Linked DNA regions of Homo sapiens: all the other regions are linked to region 1. A link is a loop called in an ENCODE intact Hi-C map of the cell type or tissue named here. Cell type or tissue: CD4-positive, alpha-beta T cell. All regions are shown on one strand. Links, peaks and the distances in the headings refer to the core of each region. The heading gives the core; the rest is flanking DNA.

Region 1 (5,000 bases), core at 1-5,000:
ATTCGGACAACTTCTAAGCCATGTTATGACGGGAAAGGTTGGTGAAGTCTAAGACAAGGACTGGATGACTGCCAGGTGCTGGCAGGATTTGGTGGGAAGGGAACAGAGTGGGCAACACCGTCACCACGGGGCGCGTAAGATTCAAGCAGTGCGTGGATTTCCCGTAAATGGGGTTAAGCTCCTCTTTTCTTTGCGGAAAAATGCAAAGTGGGTGCTGGTTACATAGACAAGATCAGGAGACTTCTGTCCACCCAAGGAGGCTGTCCATGAAAACGGGGGTCTCTTATCCAGCTAGGAGGAGAATACAAGCAACTTGCTTACTGTTTTCATAGATGACAGAAATCAGGGCTTGAAACTATCTTCATAAGTTGCAACTACAGATTGTATCTCAAAATCTGAAATCTATTAGTCATAAATGTAAGGACCTGTGAAATTAAAATATAGATTTTAAAAACACAAGCCCAGGATGAGAGTGTCTTGGCTTCCCATGTAAGTGTGAAAAAGGTTTCTGGGGTTTTCCCTGAAGGTATGCTCAATCAGAGATGTGGACAGAAAAAAGAAAAACAGAAGGGGTGACAGCGTCCTGTAGTCACTGAAATCTGGAATCTTCTGTACCAGCCAGGCTGTACGCACGCCTCCTTTCAAAAGGGCAGCATAGGCTGGTGCAGGTTTGGAAGAGTCAGTCACTGGGGACTGAAACTAATTCCTGCGAGCAAGGTTGGTGGCACAGGATGCACACTTCCTCAGCTTGGCCCCTGAGGGTGGAGAAGGTGCCGAGGAGAGGCAAGTGGGAGATGAGGGCAAGAAGTGGTTCTTCTGAGAGAGGGGTTTCCAGTGATGGAAGGTGTCCACACACAGGGCAGAGAAGCAAGCCCTGGAGGCTGATGGGAACCCTGATGGCAGGTTCCTGCCACCTGTAGTTGTGTGACAGCCTCCACCAATATGCCTCCCATTCAAGGAGTGAGGAGTTCAGGGCCTTTGTCCCACAGACCTTTTCCTTTACCTAGAAGAAAAGAACAAGTGGGTGTTGGCCTGTTGATGGCAGTGAACACATGCAGTTGTGACGGAGGCTCTGCGAGAATGTGAGTTTTGTTGGCCCTTCATTTTGAAATCCATCCTCCTGAAGAAGGCAATGACACCAGCTGATACTTCCACTAATGAAGGAGGAGGTTGGGAAGGAATGACTGGCACTTACTGAAGCTGAGCACCTCCTGGCAGCTCCATAATACCCCGGAACCCATCCCAAGGGATATGCAAGGCTCCTGCTGAATTCTGTTGAAAATGCCATATGAGAAATCCCTTCAGTTTCTTAACAACTGCCACTCCTTAAATGGTGCTGATCATACCTGCCCTAGAATCAATTCCATGAACCCGCCTGCCCGATTTGCAGGCATTGTGCTTGGTTCAACCCCATGGATGCTGTCTCTATGGAACATTTGCCAGGGCCCGAGTTGCCTGGCCGTGCCCTTCTGTGAGTTCCTAAATCGCTCACTCCTTCCTCTGTTACTCGGAGCTGGAACTGCTTAGCTGTGGTATTGCTTCAGTGAAATGGTACATCTCCCTGAAGATAGGAAAGATAGTTATAAATATTTTGTAACCCCCCACCCCATTACTTAGAAAAATGTCAAACTCAGTAAGGTGCTGAATTGAACTGATTAAATATAGAACATGAAATGGAGACTGGTCCTCTCTTTCTCCGGAACACTCTGGCTCATGCCCACCGTGGGCTCTTTCATTGACTGAGAGATAATGGACAAGAGCCCAATTTTATTACTCAATAAATGTGACAATAAATATGAAGAGTGGATGTTTTCAAACTCCTAGTCAAAAGCTGCTTTCCTTCCCAGATGCTATTTAAAGTTGGGAAAAATTAAAATCTCATTGACCTATCTTGGAGGGCTTCTATGTTATTGGCACCCAACAGTACTAAGAGAGACCCCACACCCCTGTATGGAAGGTGGACTTTGGTAGATAGACAAGTTTGGATTGAAGAATCTGGAGAATCCAAGGAACTCAGATGCCAAGAGGAGCCAAGAGGCCTGAATCTGTGCCAGGCACTGTATGTGCTCATGGATAATTAAACATTTTTTAATGCATAGGTATAATGTACACTGTTAGTCCCCACCTGACCAATGAATTAAGCTTCCTCTTCATTTCCCTTTCCTTTTTAGAATGTGTCTTCATATTTACTGAAAAAGTAAATGTTTGGTACTCAGAACGCATTTTTCCATTGAAAAGATAGTCCGAAGTAGTCACTCTAGTGTGAGTTTAGGCCATGTAAGCTTGAAATGCTCAATATTTTACTTGAAAAATGGTACAGAAATATTCTTGCAACACTGGTGACTAGCAAGTAAAAATCAAATGAAATGGAAATATTTAAGATATATCTTGAATCACGGTAATTAAATGAAAATTTGAGGTGAAGAGAAGATATATATATAGATATTTTTGTGTTGCCTCTAAAAGAGATTTATAAAACTTTTAAGCGTTTTAAAGTTCATGGAACCATTTATTATAACTTAATATCATTTAAAATGTAGAAGGTTGTTTTCGTCCCACTAGGGTATATTATTAGAAAATACTTTTTTCGTTATTTGCAATTTAAGGCCTTTAAATGGAATGAAGTCAGGGAGAGAAAAGAAAGGCAGAAGAGTAAACAGATAAAGAGAATAAAAAAAAGAGCAATAGGCATTTTCTTTCCTCCAGCAACTACGGACACAAACTGGAATAAGGACAGTAGAGGGGGTGAAAGGGGTTGTTTTTAATTTTCAAGAAGAAAAGAGGTGTTGAGGGCAAAGGGGGCAATTCTTCATCATGACCACAAGGTGGTGATATTGGCCCAGAACAGTTTGGTTGCTGTTTTGCGGGGGAAGGCATCAAGACCAAGTAGCCGCTTGTGTGAGAAGATAGTCACAATTCCAACACTGGGGAGAGTGGGAGAGAAAGAGAGACACCAATACCTTATGGACACATTTGCATAAATATAGACAGAAAGCATATCCAAGTGTATATCATCTCTTTTATAAAAACTGTAACTATCATAACATTAACACATCTTCACATGCAGCGATTCTTACAGACTGAAGGCTTCACTGAAGGGTCTGCTTCAACATATGCTCTGGCTGACACCTTCCTCAGACTTCACAGAAACATGTTTTAGGATGCATTAGCTTACTCTCAAGTGCATTTGACTTCTCAAAATACTTCAACAATATGATTCTTCAAATCAATATCATTTCTCTGTCCAATACCATAATGTTTTATATGTTCATATAAGCTCACGTGTAAACAAATACACATATATAAGCATTTACAAGTACATACATATACATCTCAAAAAGTAGGTATCAAGCTATTGCTTTAAAGTGGAATCAAAGGAATATCAGTAAAAGAAAGATTTCTGTAACTTCTATAGGCTGGAAAAGTAGCCAATCTAGTTTGTGAGCAAAAAGATGTACTTTGATACTGTTAAATTCCTTAGACACCAGATAGTTTTTGATAACCAGGATGTCAGACACCTGTCTTTAACTGTTACTGGCACTGTTCAAATTAGAGCCTATAATTATAATTGTCACAGTGTTAACAAATGCGACCTGTTTTCTGATGTTGCTTTATAGTATTAGAGGATTTACTAATACAGGTCCTAAGGGGATTATCAACTTGTATGGCTTTAAATATTCAGCTCTCTATACATTTTCAAAAGCACTCTCTGTTCTTTAAAGTACTCATTTGAGGATGTTACCCAAATATATTTATCATTTATCAGCTCAATATCTAAAAAAGAAAAATGAAATTCACATCTGTTTTTGGTTTAACAGCTCAGATCAGAGAAGGTCCTGCGGGCACCAAGCAGGAACAGTACGTTGGCTCCAGCAGCGATGCACCACAGAATAACGGCCTGGAGGCCTGCAATTTTCTCTTCTCAGTTCTGAAATTAATACTCCAGAACCACAGATGAAGAGCATATCTCCTTCTCCTGTCCCACAAAATTGTAAAAATTATCTTGAAACCATGTTCAGTTCTTTGTTGGTGACAGAAAATATGGCCATTTTATCCTCACACTCAATAAAAAGGATTACAGGAGTAATCTCAAAGCTGTCCAGCAGCATCTGCGAAGTAACAATCCCATCAGTGCTACTGTGACTCCAACCCTTACTGTTACTCCACTGCCATGCTCCCAGGACACCGCACAACTGCCTAGACCTTCGTTTTGCACTTTATGGTATAAATACCCAAAAATGATATGGTAGGTGTCTAACGAATAGAACAGTGAATATTTAATGTATCTCGGGGGTTGATGAAGGAACATGCACGTACGATATTTACATGATAGGAGATGAAGGCATGCTTTTGTTTTCCAGAAGCAAGGCATATACTTACGAGAGAAAGATTTGGGAATTATTGCATGGAAATCCCTAAAGTCATCAGCCCCATATGTAACTGCAATAAAGAAGGCAAAAAGAAAGCTGGGTTGTGATACCAGGAGAGAGTATAGTCAGAGTTTAACAGAAAGCATTACTTTTTTTTAAAAAAGAACGTTTTATTACTCAAAACCACTGTTCAGCTACTCATCTGCTATTGCTGGCCCTTCTATAGGCAACAGAAAAGTAATTACTCATGAACAGGACCACAATCCCCTCAGGTGTCAACTCACAGCATTATATCCCATAAAGTGGTTTGGAGCAATTACTGATGGGTTCAACATCTTAGAGGGTGCAGCCCCAAACATTCTAGAACTGTGAGAAACCATTCAGCAGCTCCAGTCCAAACACTCGGCTCCTCGCAGAGCATCTCCTGGGACAGCACGTATCTCCACAAAAGTGCGTGTTTCTTAATGAGCTGATTGCATCGCAAATGTTCTTCATTCAGCTTTTTCTTAGGAAGTGTTCATAGAAAATTAGAAAATGCAGCACATTGGGTGGGGGAAAAATTCCTGTTTTCCCCAACCAACAAAAGAGCTACCCCTTTTGGTGATTAGTCCTTATCTGCTGCTTTCATAA
Region 2 (5,000 bases), core at 1-5,000, 62 kb after region 1:
CAAATTTCATTTCTTTAACAAAACATTGTCTGCTCTTAAAGTGAAAATTCTGTAAATTCAAGCAAACATACACAACCTCATACTAAAGCGGGAAAACACTCATACTGCAAAAGTACTCACAACTTCCTACCAACTTTTAAAATGATAATTAATTGCCTTATGTTTAACAACCTGAGATAATTAGCAGTATGGTTTTAATTTAATGAAATAGAATATACGATTTATCAATATGTTTTTGCAGTGAATCTCTTTGAATATCAGCTTAATTTTCTGCCCTACGCAAAACTCAGCACAAAGGAGGAGGAAAAGGTCACTTTTTCCGGTTAAAAGTGGGGCTCACACTAGGGGGTTGCTGGCTCTCTCTAGTTTCCATTAAAAGCACTGGAACACACTTCAGAGTGCCTCAGAAGTAAGCTTACAAAAGGTCAATTCCTCATTCTCATTTCTCCTAAAGACTCTAAATTAAACATTTTTCCCATTAGGTCTAGGGAAGTATCTTATGTGGAATTTTATTTGCTCTAGGTTTGCCAGTGAAAATCTGGTATAACAACAAAAATTTGTCAAAAACTGATAAATCAATATTCATAGTGGAACTCCTAGCTTCAGAACAGGACTCTAATCTAAACCACATTGTTCATTTTCAAATAGTTTCAAACTAACAGAAAATGCTTTAAAGGTATAGATTTTAGTGTGTGATCTCAAAAATGGAGCATAAAAATCTACTTCAATATGTGTAAGGCCATTCAAAAACACTTTACACAGTTCTTAGTGTTTTGGCAGTCTGTGCAAACCCCCCACCAATTATAGAAAGAAAGAGGGGAAGGAAGGGAAGGGAAGGACAGGAAAGGCAAGGCAAATGGAGGGAAGGGAATGACAGAGAAGACAAGGGAGGAAAAAACGAAGAAAGGAAGACCAGACAGACAAGACCACATTGGATCCCCTCTTTTTACTGCATTGCTCTCTCAACAAACCTAACCTCCTACCCATTAGAGTTAACTTTTGGTGTGCAATGGCGGGAAGAGAGTCAGATTTACTTTAGCAGTGAGCTGATTGCAGAAGAAAAATGAATCACTGCACACTCGAGTGAGAAAATATGAAGAAAGCACTTTTCCACTAATTAGGACCCATTTTCAGCCATTTGTTAAGCCGTGGCCCCGCGCCACGAGCTATCAGGAGGTGGAGCATGGGGCCATCCGAAAGCAGAGCGTTCAGACGGAGCATAATGATGCTCTCCATCACCCGAGACAGGTGGCCTGCACAGGGATATGGGGAGCTGCTCTGGGCTCAGGCCACCCACTGTGGAAACACCAGCAGGGAAGACGGAAGAACACAATGGCTATTCCAATCCATGCAAGCACACAAAGAAACCGTGTGGCACTCACCAACCAACCGAGGCCTCGCCAAGGCCAAGTGAGAGCTGCCTTTTCCACACAAATCCAGACTTTGAGGACCTAGGGCTGCTCGGAGTTCCCCTCAGACCCAGCCACCTGGGAGGGATCTTGGTGCCTGGCTACAGGGCCTCTGTGTCCTCTTCCTCCTCCAAAAGGTTCCTCTGCTGCCTTCACACTCCACCAGGGTGCAGAGAAAGGTGGAACCACTTGCCAAATATGCAAAAAAGGAGGGAAGACCGTTTTCTCTTAGGAAAACACAGACAGGAAGGGAGCCTGTGCTTCCTGTCCTAACCAAAACGAGTTCAGAAATTATGTGGACGTCTGATTTGTCAGGCTTGTGGTGGAAAAGGGTGCTCTTTTAGTCAACAGGAATTGTGAGTTCCCCAAAGGCAGAAATGGCCATGGGAGAAAAGAATTAAGGCCAGGCCTGTTAACAGGCAAGACAAATGGCCCCCACACCTGTGACCTAGGGTTTGCACCATTTTTAACAGTTTATTACCAGGTGGTTGGCTGAAGGCTCCACTGGCAACTACCTATTTATTATAGTCAAACATGAGAGGGAAAAACGTCAACTGAAACAATTTGGCAGTTGCCTGTAGATTAGGCCTCAGTTGCTCTTCCTCCAGGCCCTTCTCAGGAGTAACCACCAAGGAGACACCAAAATGGGCAGGCCCGCACTTCGCCACTTAAAAACCTTCTGCAAACCTTCTTTTGCTTGCTGTTTTATCTCACTTGTAATATATGGCACTTCATAAGGTTTCATAATGTCTTAAAAAATATTTGTTGGAATATTACCAAACATTTAAAAACTCAAACTAAAGCTACTAAAGTGACGACACTGAAACTTTAAGGACATAAACATATATTCCAGGAGATGTGGAAAGGTAACCTGAGATATGAAGTCATTTATTAAACTGCAAAGAAATACAAGAAAGCCATGGTCCACATGAAGACACCAGCATGAGTGTTCAGTCAGCACTACAGTAAAAACAGCTTTGTTACTGTCGATATCCTTTGGTTTTAGGTGCTCTGCGTCCCTAACAAAACCTCATTCCTATCTTGTTCCTCATCTGAATTTTAAGTGTGTGTGTGTGTGACAGTGTGTATAATGCTGATCCTCTGAAACTCTACGTTTCTAAGACCTAGATCAAAAATGTACATGTGCCCTTTTTGAGCAAAATAAAACTGATCTGTTTTCAAGACGTGAAATAGATTAATGTTTCTCTTCTTGTAAGCTTCAAAGGATGGGTCACTTGTTGCTTTTACATCTTGTGTTTTCTCCCATAAAATGGAATGATTATTCAGCACAAATATGAAATGGAATAGAGCTGAAGTCTCTGTAGTTATGAACATAGAGACACCAGAGAGAGAACAATGTTCACAGCCAGGACAGGAGCTGCAGCAACTCTGCCGCTAGAAGCAGGCGTCACAGTGCCCCCAGAGTGCTTGTCAGTCTTAGAAACAGAGGCATCGGAAGACAAGCGTTTTCAGAGAACGCAAAAAGGTCGTGGTTTACCTTCTGTAAGCTGGAGTGGAGCCACTTACATCAATCTCCCTTAGAATATGACAAGAACCAACATTTATTTCATAGTGAAATTATTTCACAAGTCCAAAGATTAGAGGAGGAAAAAAAAAATGCCACAAAACAGTGATATCCTTGATGAATTCTTCGTTAACCACAGTTACATTACATTAATACGTACAATTATGCAACACTCAAAAAACGTTATTTATGCCTAAAATTCACCATTATATAACATAGGGAAATCCATCTTGTTTTAGTAAAAGTTTAAAAATAAAGGGGGCCTTTAATACTCATTTCAGGTCTGTTTGATGTTAAAACTCTTCCACACTGCCCCATGCCTCTCACTCCACGCTGTGTGCATGCTGTGTGTGTGCACGCTCTGTGTGCATATGTGCATATGCACATGGAATTTATTTCATGTATCTGTTAATAAATGCATAATCTTGAAGTGTGTGTATAAGTACATTAATATATAGAGAGTTCTTTCCTATTTCAAAATTTTTGACATTTATATTGAAAATATGCTATATTAACCACGCATGAAACACACACATCCAAATCAAGAACAAAAAATGTATCCAAACCAAAGAACCACTGTTCTCAAACTCCAAGTCTCTAGTCAAACAAGGAAGACAGTGGCCTGCAGTACAACAGGGCTTTAGACCTCTTGGCTAATACATTCACTGCGATCTTAGTTTTTCGACAAAGGAAATGGCTACAAACGGCCACAGCTGATCTTCTCTTTAGGAGCCTGTGTAAAACTCTTCGAAAGGGTCAAACCTAACACATCCAGACTTTTATCTGCAGCCCTTGTGGTCTCCTGGAGACCCTGAGGGTGGGTGATTATTGCTATGATGTTTCTGCATTAGGGGGGTGTGTAGTTTTCCAAGAGGTACCACTCTAATTAGAACACTGATGAATTAAACAAGTACTGGAGAGTTTCTAAACTCCTTCCTTCAACTCTCACCGTGAAACAAAAGGGGAAGAAAACATGACCATTTAGTTCAATAAAATGTTCTGGTCACCAGCTCTGATTGACTGTGAGACTTAAGAGTCACGTTTTTTTTCATGTAAAAAATGTATGAAATATGTTCATGGTGAAATTGGAAATCAGATACATTCCATCAAGCAAGAATAGTGTAGTATTTTTAATGTGACATCATTATTTGTATGTGTACACATTATTTCTTTAACTTGTTCTGCATTTTACAAGATGCCAGCGTAAGAAGGTGAATCTTCTTGTCATGAATATTTGCCTCGTGTACATTTTAAGCCATAGCCCAAATGATCTGATTTGTCACGGAAATAATTCTGACACATTCTAATATAAATAATACTGAAATTGTTACTTTTTAAAATTCCATATAAAAGATGAGTACAATAAAACTCATTGAACAAACATCTTCAAACAAAGAAATAAACTCAAGAGGACCCAGGACATTTCTATGTGGGTCCCCCCCACCCCTCGACTCATAACCAAATTGAACCTGGCCTTAAAAGCATTTGAATGTCTATGAAAGTTTAAATATCATACGCAGTATTTTCAAATTCCATAAATTTTCCTCTTTTAACAGAAGTTGATGGGACTAGTAAGGAGACATTTCCTCAACACCATTTTGTCTGGAATTTTAAAACAAGGTATCTCAAAGCTGAAATATACTGCCTGCGGCGCAGTGGGAAATTGTGAGTGGGTAACCTAAGCAAAGCGCACCGCATTGAAATTCAGTCTGGGTGGGCTGCAGTCCCTAGAGAGAGGGAAGCTGCATTTGAAAGCTGTGCCTGGTCAGACCCTATGGAATCGCTACGGTTTTCGGTCATTAGATGCCTCCAAATTAGAAGGAAAAACAAGCCCTCACGAGGTTCCTTAGGCATCAGCAGCGATGCTTGACAAATATTTAAAATACATTTCAAATATAACCGCAAGTAACCTGATGCCTTAATATTACTAAGGGTTTTCCTGAGAAGGTTTGGTGACTTGAGCGTCAAACCTGCGGTCAGCAAAAGGACTAACTTTTCAAAGCCGGGATAATTCCTCTCTTGCAGAAATTAAGTTCAGACTCGATCTCATCATATTTATAGTATAA
Region 3 (11,348 bases), core at 3,961-8,960, 100 kb after region 1:
CAACTGAAAAGATTCTCAGCCTCTCTCTGCAACTGATTGACACTTATATCTTAAGGACAGTCACCCACCCCTGTGTTTAAATCTGTTTGGTTGCCACTGAATGTAAGGGAGAGTCTTTCCTCTAGCTTAGTCTTTCTAGAATATTCTGTATTGTTACCTGGACATGAGTTTTCTCCCTCCAATCTGAAGACTACTCTGGATTTAGTGTGAGGGAAACCAGACTTGTCTAGAGTATAGACAACAAATTCTCCCCCATTGTGAATGTGGTTCTCTCTCCCACATTGTCTGTGTCCAGCTGGTGAAGACTCCAGCTCTCCCAACCCACAGCTGCACACATTTGAGGTTTTACTGTTTAACCATTTCACATCCACAAGCTATACTGGTGCAGTTTAGACCACGCCTAACTAAATAAATGAAAGGAGAGATTTTGAGTAGCACCCAAAGACCTGTTCCATGGTGCATGGTTAGGAACAGGGATACAGATCTCTCCTGAGTAAAGTAACTTATTTAGACACAGTTCTAAATAATTAGAACCAACTTCTAAAATAATTCAGGGTTTACAGGCACAAAGGCTAGTCATTTAAACACACTGCACCCATTCTCAGAAGTGGATTCTGAACAAGTCTGTAGCTCAGGACAGTTCACAGAAAGGGCTCCTTAGTAGCACAGGCAGCACAATGGAAATGCTTCTCTTACTTAACTCAGAGTTCATTTTTAGCACACCCAGACGGCCCAACTCGTTATACATTTATTACTCTGTAATGCACTTGGCAACACACACGATGCCCATAGCTGTCCATACCAGGGAGCTCACACTGCTTCAATCAGACCTGTCTCATCCCCTCAGCAGCCCCATTAAGTCAAAGAGTAAATTATTAATAATGCTGACTAAAATCAAAGCTCCAAATGATGCAAATAAAATTAACCAACATGAACTGGAGAAACAGAAGTATATAAGAGAGCAGAGAGAAGCCTGTTACCCTCCCCTCCCAGAATGTGTCTTAAAAGTTATCATTAGGTATTGCAATGTGGTATCCAATGAGGAGTGAATTACTAAAAAAGCGTACTTATTTAAGAAGGGAGCCCAGGAAATTTGTTAAATTACTATGTAGTAAATAGCATGAGCAGACCATGATATTCAGGCAAAGTAGAGTATTCTGTAAAGAATACTGCTTTCTTGGTCTTCCTACTGCTGTTATAATAACAAAGGAAAGCTCGATCCAAAAGCTTTTCAATTTGGTCAAATAAAACCAAGGAGTCCTGACTTAGAGAATCTCTTTCCAAAGATGAATGGTAGATGTGAGATTCCTTGGGAGCCTGCGTCCTACAGCAGCCTGGGAAATCCCTGCTCTCCAGCAGTAGCAGGTGCTCACGGTCATTTCCGGGAGAACACAGGGCATGGCAGGAAGGGGGGTCATCAGGAAGCTTCCCAGCACCTCTTAATGATGAGACCACTGCCTGACTTTGGAGGTCAGCCTTTTGCCTGGTTCAGACTTCTAGGAGGCTTTGTACCATGAAGAGCTCAAAACCAATGTTGAGTTTTAGTGCCTTCTCACTAGGTGAGAATGAAGAAGTGTCTTCTAGAGGCAACACTCACCAGTTGTTATAGGATTCCATCTGCTGGGCCAGCAGGGGTCCCAAGCTGGGCCAGTTGGGCCCTTCCCTGGACTTTACTGGGTGCTTCTGGAAGAGGGCTCATCATTGCCTTGAGTGATGGAGCTGCAGAACTTCAGGCCTGAGCTGTCCTGTTCTCTTCAGCAGGGCAAAATTTAGGCCAATGGAAAAAATAATAGTCTGAGCTCCTGGAGTTAGGAGAGAAAAAGAGAGGAAGGCAGTTTTCCCCTCTTAGGCCTCCTCCACCCTCGTCACTCTTCATCTTGGCCTTCGAATCTGTGAACTACCCAAATGTCTTTTAAATAAATCATCAAGTGTTGTTCATGCTGATTTGAATTGAGATTCTGTATCTGGCAACTGAGGCCACCTTAAAAATGTGATAAAAGAAAAAAATAGAAAACACACAAAAACAAAATAGATAAATAAATCTAAGACGTGAGTATTTGAAGAAATAAATGACATGGACAAATCCTGGAAATGAATATAGAAGTAAAGAGAAGTAAAGTGTATATCAGAAGGTTTTTATGATTCCAAAATTTTGGGCCAATATACGAAATCTTAAAGGAAACAACAGATATGAAACATAAAAATAAGAGACTTCTACCAAACAAGTATAATATACCTAATAGAAATAAAATTCAAAAAAAACCAAACAGAAATGGTTTAAGTATGACAGAAAATTAATAGGTATTCTCACTGAAAAATGGCAAGAAAAAAACCAGCACTCCAATAGAAAGTTGATCATAATTAATGAACAGAGAGTTCACACAAATTGATTAAACATATTAAGTTTGAAAGCTAAAAAACAAAACAAAATGCAGGTACAAATTAATACCACCTTTTAACCAAATAATACAAGAGGAGTGATAATGGTAGATTTATGCTGCTGTTGGTAAATTCATAGTTTTTTTTTTGTTTGTTTTTTTGGTGGCAGGATATATTGACATTACTCTTTTGGAAAACAATTAAAAATTCTCAGCAAGGTTGCTAAAAATCTGAATATCCCTGGTCCAGTTAGTCCTATTCTTTGCAGCATATCATAAAATATAAATTAAAAGATATTATAAGAACTTAAGAAATATGTTGGGAGGCTTTTGGTCACCAAGAATGGAAATTGAATTTAAATAAACTTAGGCGAAAAAGGACTCTAATTTTCCAAATAACTGTGAAGGCCAGGGTACAAATAGCCTTGTAGCTTTGGGTGAGACTTCAGACAGCTGCTGTGGTCTGTCCCTCTGTGTTACTTTCCTATTGATGCATAACAAATTATCATGAAATTAGTGGCTTCAAACAATTCCCAGTTATCACCTCACAATTCTGTGGGTAGAAGGCTGGTTACAACGTGACTGGGCTTTCTGCTTAGGGTCTCCTGAGGCTGAAATTGAGATGCTCACTGGGCTGAGTCCTCAATCCGGAAGCTCTGGGAAAGAACCGCCTTCTCAGATCATTCAGGTTATTGGAAGATTCAGTTCCTCTGAGTTGTAAGGCTGGGCCCTGTTTCCTCATTGGCTCTCAGCAGGGACTGCTGTCAGCTCACACTGCTGCCCATGTTCCTTGCCAGGTGGTCCCCTCCATGTTCAAAGCCAGCCACAGAGAATCTCCCTCACGTCTTATCTCTCTCATGCTTTGAGCATCTCACTTCCCATCTCTGACCACTAGAGACGGATGAAAAGGGCTCTTGTTCAACAAGATGATATCTCTCTTGATTAACTCAAAGTCAACTGATTACTGACCTTAATTCCATCTGCAAAACCCCATTTGCCATGAACTGTAATATAAGCACAGGAGTGGTTATCTCAACACATTCAACAGGTTCTGCTCACACCCAAGGGGAGGAGACTATACAAGGGTGAGGGTCACTGGGGCTGTCTGAGAATTCTGCCCACCACAGTCTCCATAGCCCACTCTGCCATGCTCTTTAGATTGACTGTTTTTCCATAGAATGAGCACAATGCAAGCTCTAGGCTCGCATTGGGGTGCATCAATCACCCAGTCCACAGAGTTATCCTGGTAAGGACTTTGAGATGCTTTCCTGTGCCATGTGGTCAAGAAGAGGTAAAATTAAGAGTTAACCTCACTACTTTATGAAAATGCAAATTGAACATCGATATATAATTTAATGTCTATGACATGAGTAAAAATTTTTTAATTAAAAAACCTGAAACTTGTCTAAATGATATGGGAAATGTATCAGCTCCAATTTTAAAAGCTGAGAGCAGATGCCAGGGGCAGGATCCAGTGAATGGATCGGCAGTGAAATGAATGGCTCAGTTTCTCTCTACTTTTGTGGTCTGCCTTCTGCAGTGCCGGCCTGGTGGACTGCACTTGGTGGACCTTGGATCATCTCAGCCCTCACATCCAGACCTTGTATTCTCATGCCCTACCATTCAGAGAAAAGGATGATGTTTGCCCTTGAAGGTCTCCCACAAGACAAACTTCTTTTTCTCCAAGGCCCTAGCAAATATCCTTGCCTCTGATTGGATCCTAACCCTGTACAGGCCAAGGTAGTGTGATACCAGGATGGGTGTCAGCCCTCATGGCCACTCCTAAGCTGGTGGAGGAGTCAGTACCAATCATATCTCAGCTCAGAGATTTCTGAAAGAAATTCCAGCAGAGGTGAAGGCTGAAGAGTACATGAGGGATGCCCAGTAGAGGAAACCAGCATGTGCAGGACAGAAAAAAGTTACACAGTTTTATGTAGAGCCTAACAGGGGAGGATTGCAAGCATCTTAAGGCAGTGAGACTCCTGGGATGGAATGCCAGGCAGTGCAGACTGCCCTTCTGGGGACACACATCTCACACAGACAAATCCTGCTCTGGTCTGGTCTCCTTCAAACCTTGCCTGTCCCCTGTAAAGTATGCGCTCTTGCCCTTTCCCGCATTTCAAATGAGGAAAGAAGGCTGGTCCCTCTCTGGTACCCAGCAGTAGTGCTCATGGCAGCTGCTTGTTCATGGCTCCTGAGTCTCCCTGCACCTGCTATGTGTGTTTGCACAGCTCTAAACCACACTTGCCCCATGGAACAGCCCTCCTAACTGTCTTTCCAGTAGGTGGGAATTTCACTTCCTTATTTCCAGGCATAAATTATTGCAGATGCAAAATTGCGACCTTGTTTTAGACACAAGTGTTAAAAATATAGCTCTTAGATATTCAACAATACTTTTTATCCTCTCCTTTGAGCAGGAGGTGGCCTGAACTCAACTTGTTGGCCAATGAGGCCCTTGGCTTAGCAGAGCATGAATTTTGAGAGAGAGGTGGAAGGAGGTCAGTCTCTGGAGCACGTCATGAAGGTGGCATTTTGCTGCTGTTCCTCCTTTCATCCTATTCCTTAAGAATAACTACAATCTAAGATACTAGGCCCTATGGGGCACTGGAAGGGCCAATTGCCCACCATCCATCTTGCAAGGTAGTGGACACATAGGGTTACCTGGCACACCTCTGCCAGACAGGGCTGCTACATAATTTGTAGGGCCCAGTGCAAACTGAAATTAGGGGGTCCCTTGCTCAAATGGCAGGAAAAACATTTCTTCCTTCTTTCTGGGTCTCTCTCTTGTCATGGTGTTTTTTACTTGCTATTTAATGTCACATCCCTTGGACACAGGAATACTCATGGGGAGATTGCAGACACTCACAGGTACCCAGGGCCCTGTTCACAACTGTGTAGGCCCAACCATTCCCATGCACAGGCTCAGGTCCCCTCCCAGCAGATGGCAGTGGTTGCTGGGGGTTGCTTGGGCAGGTAGCTGAGAACCCATCCCTGGGAGGGGGAGGCACCTGGAAGGGAGCCCCACATGAGCAGAGTCTCCGAGTCCCCAATGCATGCTCCATTGCTTCGTCAGACTTTACGGACAAAACACAAATTCAAGGTAAATTTATTCACAGTTTCAAGACTGCAACCACAGAGCATTAACTGTAAAACCCTGAGAGACTGCACTGCTCGCAGGCCCATGAAGCTGCTCCTGTCACCAGGCTTAGTGGGTGGCTAGGGAAAAGAAAACAACCAAAAACACAGTGACTTGGATTTATCAACATTTGTAGGTTCATATGTTTGGTCTTTATGAGTTATGTGATCTTGAAAAAGTGGTGTAACCTCTCTGAACCTCAGTTTCCTCATCTGTGCATTGTGGCTAATCACTGCCCATGTAACAGGGCATTGTGAGGATGGAGAAGTCACAGAGTGCAGAGGCCTCATAAACTGGAGGGCACTGCCTTGGGAGGGGTTCCTACCCTGGGCAATTGATTGATTGGCTCTGGAGTTGCAGCTGCAAAGGCATGCTGGCCTCTCCAGTCTTGCAGTCAGGAAGGCTGAATGTGGTCAGCTGAGGTGCTCACTGCAGCCTCAGGCAGGCCTAAAGGTGTCAGCTGCAGAGTCTACTGCTGGCCTTGGCTGGCTACCTCTGATCTAGCATATTCCTTCTTTAACTGTTCTGCAACCAGGTAGGCCTCAGCTAGGCAAACCAGAGTCTTCTTGACTTCAAGCTGAGGAGCATCTTCTGAGTGCCTCCTGCAGCCAGACTCTTTGCTGAGCTCCAGGGATGGGGGATAGACATTGCTCTGTCCCCCAGGGGCTCAGACCACAAGCTACAGCAGTGAAATGCAGGGGCCTCGGGAGCCAGAGGAAAGTCCTGAAGAAGCTCGAGGGGAAAGTGTGCATTTCAGGCCCTGGGCTGAGTCTAAAATAAGGGAGTAGGCAGGTGAGAGAGGGAAGAGGGGCTCTGGATGGAAAGAGAGACTGCAGGGGCACAGGAGTAGGGGAGAAGCAACTCTCAATCGTGGTTCCAACTAGGTGGGCTTTTCTTCCTCATTCCATAGTGAAGCATCCTGGGTTCTGATATGACAGGTGGCAGCTAAAAACATCTTGGTTTTGCTTAGAGCTCGTTGTTGTGTGGTGGGAAGGTGTTCATAACAAGAAACAGCCTCCTCCTTTCTACACACCAGCTGAGCTAGAACTCTATCATGCAGCAGTGGGGCATTGCTACCAGAATGGCTGCTCTTGAGGGAAGGGGAAGACTGAAGATCAAACCATGCATGGTTCACAGTAATTGGTGCTCCTTCCCAGTTCCAGTTGAGCAATGTAAAAGAAGGTGACTAACAAGACATTAAACTGTGTGCATGTTTCAAAGCACACCCAGGACAGAGGCTCTCGGAACCCACAGGAGCCTGTGGTTTCTGAAATATGGGTGGGTGGCTTCCTGCAGCTGCAAGGCATGCTGGGGAGGGGAGATGAGATAGGCCGCGGCCCCGCCTCACCCCCTCTTCCCGAGTGGTTTGGCGCGGGTGTGCCCAGCCTGCTGCTCCTGGCCAGGCAGTTAGAGTGGAGGGAAACCTCCCGTTACCAGGAAAGCAAATAATGGGCAGATCAAATAAATCCATGTGGCTAAAATGCAAAAACAGATAGAAATCTATCTCAGGCCAGTGCCTGTGGGAGCAATGGGAAGAGATTCATTTTATTTTGCATATGTAGACAGTGATTTTAATGTTATGTAAATGCAGCCAGCGATTCCTAATTGCTCCTGAAATGCACGTGTCAGGGGCTCTGTTGCAGCACAGGTTGCTAATGATAGAAATAAGCTGTGTTTTTTACAAGGAAGGCTCGCGATTACCAGCTTTTGATTTTTCTTTTTTTTTTAAATTACAAATTTTAATTAGGACAAGCCAAGGCAATGAAGGTGGAGGGGCAGGACTGCAGAAGTGCCTGGGGTAGAGACAGCTCAGAAGAGTCACCTGGGCATGGAGAAGGGGTGCCACAGGTGGCCTTGCGGCTCTGGGTCAGCCTGAGAACAGACACTCCTGATTTCAAAGTGTAAAGTGTCATTCACCCCCTCTGAAGCACTTATCCAAGCTGACATACTGGGAAGTCAGGGTGGGAGGCAATAGTCTCTGGTTTCTCCAGGAAGATGAGCTGTGATGATCTTTCCCGGCAAAAAGCCGAGACTCTCAAGAGCAAAGTAGCATTGCACAGGGGCAAAGAATGACAGGAAAGTCACAAGTGTTGGGTGATGCAGACCACACACTTGGGGCAGGAAGAAGAGTTGGTGGAGCCCACCAGAAGGGAGGAGGTGAAGACCAGTAAAGGCAGTACAGCCCTGCCCCCTACCCCTCCTGCCCTGTGCTCCAGCACAAGCCCAGCTCTGTGACCCTCTTAACATAACACCCTCTCTGAACAGAGCAAGAGCCTCTCCCTCAGGCTGCAGGTACAGTGCCTGTCTGCTAGGCGAGACCCACCACCTTCAGAGATGCCACTTACCCAGGACACCCTAGGCTGTAGTGATGGCCTTTTCATCAAGATTATCCAATCTTTATCCCAGGACTAAGCCAGACCTCCAGAAATGTACATACCTGGACCCAATTCTCTGCCTCTCAAGACGACGCCACAAAGCTTTTCAGACTTAGATTTTCCACTAAGGATTGTTGAAAGAAACAGCCACATGGAATAATTGTTATTGTGGCCATTTTTTTAAAAAAACCAGGGATGTTATTGATAATTTTGCATCCTATGCATATATACCTTTCTAAAGCACGGGGCCAAGGAATGTGATTTTTCCTGAAAAGCAGCAAGATCCACTGTGACCAGACTGTGAATTGTGCAAACTGGAGTTTTCCTATTTTGTCCTGACTTAGACAAGCCAAGGAAGCTCAGAGTCAAGGCCTCAATCAGTTTCTAAGCTTCTGTGTATGTTATCTTCCATCCCTCAACTCTCAACAGAGGTTTTTCTTTATACCCTCCACCATCTTCACTCCTTTATATTTCATGCTCCCTGATTTCATTCTTAATGTGGCTGGTTTTTTTTTTTTTAACTCTGAGCCAACTTTAAAACAATTTCAAAATTGGGAGAGCTATTCATAACCAAATTTAAAACTAGTGAAATGTGTTTTGATAGAAAAATGCCTGGAGTCCTGCCCCTTTGGCATTTTTGCACACTCCACATTCACACGTTGTAGGTAGAGGTAGGTGTGACCACCTTTCCCAAGGCACACAACATTCTCAGCTGAGCAAATGAGTTCTGTGATGTAGTCAGCAATTCCAGCTTCGGAAATTCCACAATGGTATGAAAGAAAATAGTTTTGCTCTTATAAGAAAGAGGTTTCAAGCCACAAATGAGTCATGGGCTACCTCTATCTCCTACTGCTCTTTTTCATAAAACCGAAAACTTCCCCTTCCCCCCAAGCCAAACCCTCACCTCTCCTTGTCACCTCTTAGTCCTAGAGAATCACAAGTCTGAAATCACCCTGAAGTTCTTCCTTACCCCCATGTTCAAAGACACACAGAACCTACAACAGAACCTATCTTCCTAGTGTGTCTTTCATTCATGTTTTTCTTCCCTCATTCAATATGAACCCTGCATCGTCAGACCTCTGTCCTCTCTGCAGACTTTCCCTGAGCCAGGCTCCCTCCCCACTCTGCTGCCTGGTCTTTCTGGTCCTGGGGCTTGTTCTGCCCTCCTGAGGCCTTCCCTGTCCACTCAACCTCGCACATCACCAGCCCCTCTATCTGACTCTTCACCCCACTATCCTGATGATTCTTCATGATGCTGTTCCTCTCTAACAATATTCATTTTTTTTCCTCTTAACTGTCTCTCTTCCCCACTAGAAAGTAGGTGCCATTAGAAAAAGCATTGCACCTGCCCTGTTCTTTTGCTGTATTTCTTGAGATACTTGAGAATACTTAAGGGACTGAATGAATGAATGAATAACTCACTTTACCCAAGTCTGTCAGCATCATTCCGCTGGGCGCTTGCAATAGCTCTCATTCTCTGCCTCTGAGTCCTCCCATTTTACTTTACCTTATATAAGAGCTTGACTAATTTTCCTGGAATACTTATTACCTTTTAACATCTTTGAAAAGTTTTCCATTCAAAGCACAGAACAAAGTCCAAGCTGCAGAGCATGCTTTTGACTATTGCTTTCATCTGGCTTCTATCTATGTTTCTAGCATTGCCTCCCTGGAAACTAACTCCACTCCATCTTAACATTTCAGCTTCAGTTGCAACCAGGCATGCCCCCCAATTCCAGGTCCTTTCTCATGCCATTCTCCCTTCATTTAATTCCTTCTTCCTATTTTCAGGTGAGAGGTATTCCCATGAAGAATGAAAATATTCTTCAGAGTCAGTTAGCTTTGGATTCAGATCCTGACCCACTATTTACTACGCATGGGCTCTTATTTTTTCCCCCTCTTTGATGACATGTGAAGATGAAATAAGAAAATATGCATCAAACACATGGCAACATTTTAGTTTCCTTACCTACATCTTCCATTTTCTACAGTCCTTCTTGTAAGAGCTGCTTCCAGTCTGTGTATCTCCCAGAAGGCATTCCTAACTGCCTGTGATTATGTCTTTAGTAAATTTTCTTCCATGTTCCATGTCTGCACACATCATAGGTAACTTAAATTTACTTGACAATGTTATCTAACTCTCTGTATCTATATCATCCCTTCCCAACTAAATTTTATCCTCATAAAGGACAGGGAACCTGTCTTCCATTACGTTTCTTTTTAGCTTGCCCTCCAGAAGGTTCTGAATAAATGTTTAATACTTTTGTTCATTCATTCATTTATTTGATAATAAATACTTGTTATGTGGAAGGTGAGATGCTCAGCCTTGTAGAGGGGGATGCATATGAAGCAAAAGAGAGATTTTTTTTCTTCAAGAACTTACAATCTTTTTGGCTTTAATCCACAGTAAAAAGTGCATTATATAGTGATTTTGTTTCTCCACTATGCTGGGAACTATGCCAGCACCAACGATGCTGGTGAACAAAGATATACATAGTCTATGCCTTAAATTCTTACAGACCAGATAGTAAGAGAGAAACTGTATCAAAGGAGAGATTAATTCAAATTTAATAGACATTTAGGATAGAAATAAGTGAAAAGGATAAAGATAATATAAAACAAAAGTGTAAGAAAACATTTCTTACTGGATTTTCAGTTTGAAAAAGAAAGATCAGATTTGCTATTCTGAAATATCCTGAGTTGGCAATTATCTGGTTAACTTCCACAGTTTAATATAGAGTTCCTCTGGGAGGAGAGCACCCTGCCATTTCATATTGGCCCCTGTAGATCTTCTCTTTCAGATCATTTCCTGTTTTGTCCAACTTCACTGGGTTTGAGGCTACTGAATGAGAATCAAGTCCAGTGATGACTCAGTACTGTGTTCACTCACCTAATCTAGGAAAGGCAAGAGACAGAGGTGGGAGGGACCTTTTCTTCCTCTTTTCCCATTGTGCTTTTGAATCAATGTGTTGTAGTCAGGGATAATCACAATTATGCTTGGAAATTTTCAAAGAAAAAGTTTGTTAATTGACTTAAAGCAAGGTTAATCAACCAGACGGGAGTGACCTCTTTGGGGCCTTCTCTCTATTCCAGAGAGAAGTGGTGTGGTGAGTGTAGTCTCCCTCCTCCTGCATGGCCTTCTCAAACCTTGACTCCATCTTGGGGTGCAAGCTCTCAATGGAAATTCACAGGTTGTCTGTTTAGTTCTTCATCATATGGTGCAATAACACACATGGTGGATTATATAACCTATTTTTTTTGTGGGTGGGGAGGGCAGTCCCATTACCAGAACAAGTCCCCCCAGTGGAAGGCAGAAGAAGAAGGGGAGGGAGATGGGCATTTTCAGAGCCTGAGGTGTGCCAGGAAATGTACGTTGGCTTACCGGTTCCCATGAGAACCTTGTGAAATGGTGATCTCTGTTCACATCTTCAGATGAGGAGTTTGAGACAGTGAGTGGAAGGT

Evidence for each region. Hi-C counts contacts between places; a loop is a spot of excess contacts. Peaks named below come from ENCODE experiments on the same cell type or tissue, not always from the same donor. Only the 100,000 strongest peaks of a DNase experiment are listed, where the experiment ranks them.
Region 2: a loop joins it to region 1, with 4 times the contacts of the local background. A loop is called at or near these places in 18 of 110 quality-filtered maps.
Region 3: a loop joins it to region 1, with 4 times the contacts of the local background. A loop is called at or near these places in 8 of 110 quality-filtered maps.

Annotation. Positions count from the first base shown.
Region 1 is chr7:50,367,446-50,372,445 of GRCh38, reverse strand. All of the region lies in intron 3 of IKZF1 (IKAROS family zinc finger 1), which reads right to left. Among named protein-coding and RNA genes, the nearest start is that of IKZF1, 65 kb to the right of the region's middle. In CD4-positive, alpha-beta T cell, for the core only: a CTCF peak has its summit at 2,817 (motif pointing right); a DNase peak (open chromatin) is centred at 2,835; H3K4me3 peaks cover 751 bases; H3K27ac peaks cover 3,836 bases.
Region 2 is chr7:50,305,289-50,310,288 of GRCh38, reverse strand. The region is part of intron 1 of IKZF1 (IKAROS family zinc finger 1); the gene reads right to left. Among named protein-coding and RNA genes, the nearest start is that of IKZF1, 3.1 kb to the right of the region's middle. RefSeq lists a silencer at 930-1,029. In CD4-positive, alpha-beta T cell, for the core only: no CTCF peak of the experiment used is centred there; DNase peaks (open chromatin) are centred at 1,218, 1,488, 2,838, 3,258 and 1 weaker place; H3K4me3 peaks cover 5,000 bases; H3K27ac peaks cover 5,000 bases.
Region 3 is chr7:50,262,477-50,273,824 of GRCh38, reverse strand. No RefSeq gene overlaps it. Among named protein-coding and RNA genes, the nearest start is that of IKZF1, 37 kb to the left of the region's middle. RefSeq lists enhancers at 3,293-3,352, 6,659-6,758. In CD4-positive, alpha-beta T cell, for the core only: no CTCF peak of the experiment used is centred there; DNase peaks (open chromatin) are centred at 5,324, 6,744 and 8,714; H3K4me3 peaks cover 1,578 bases; H3K27ac peaks cover 4,900 bases.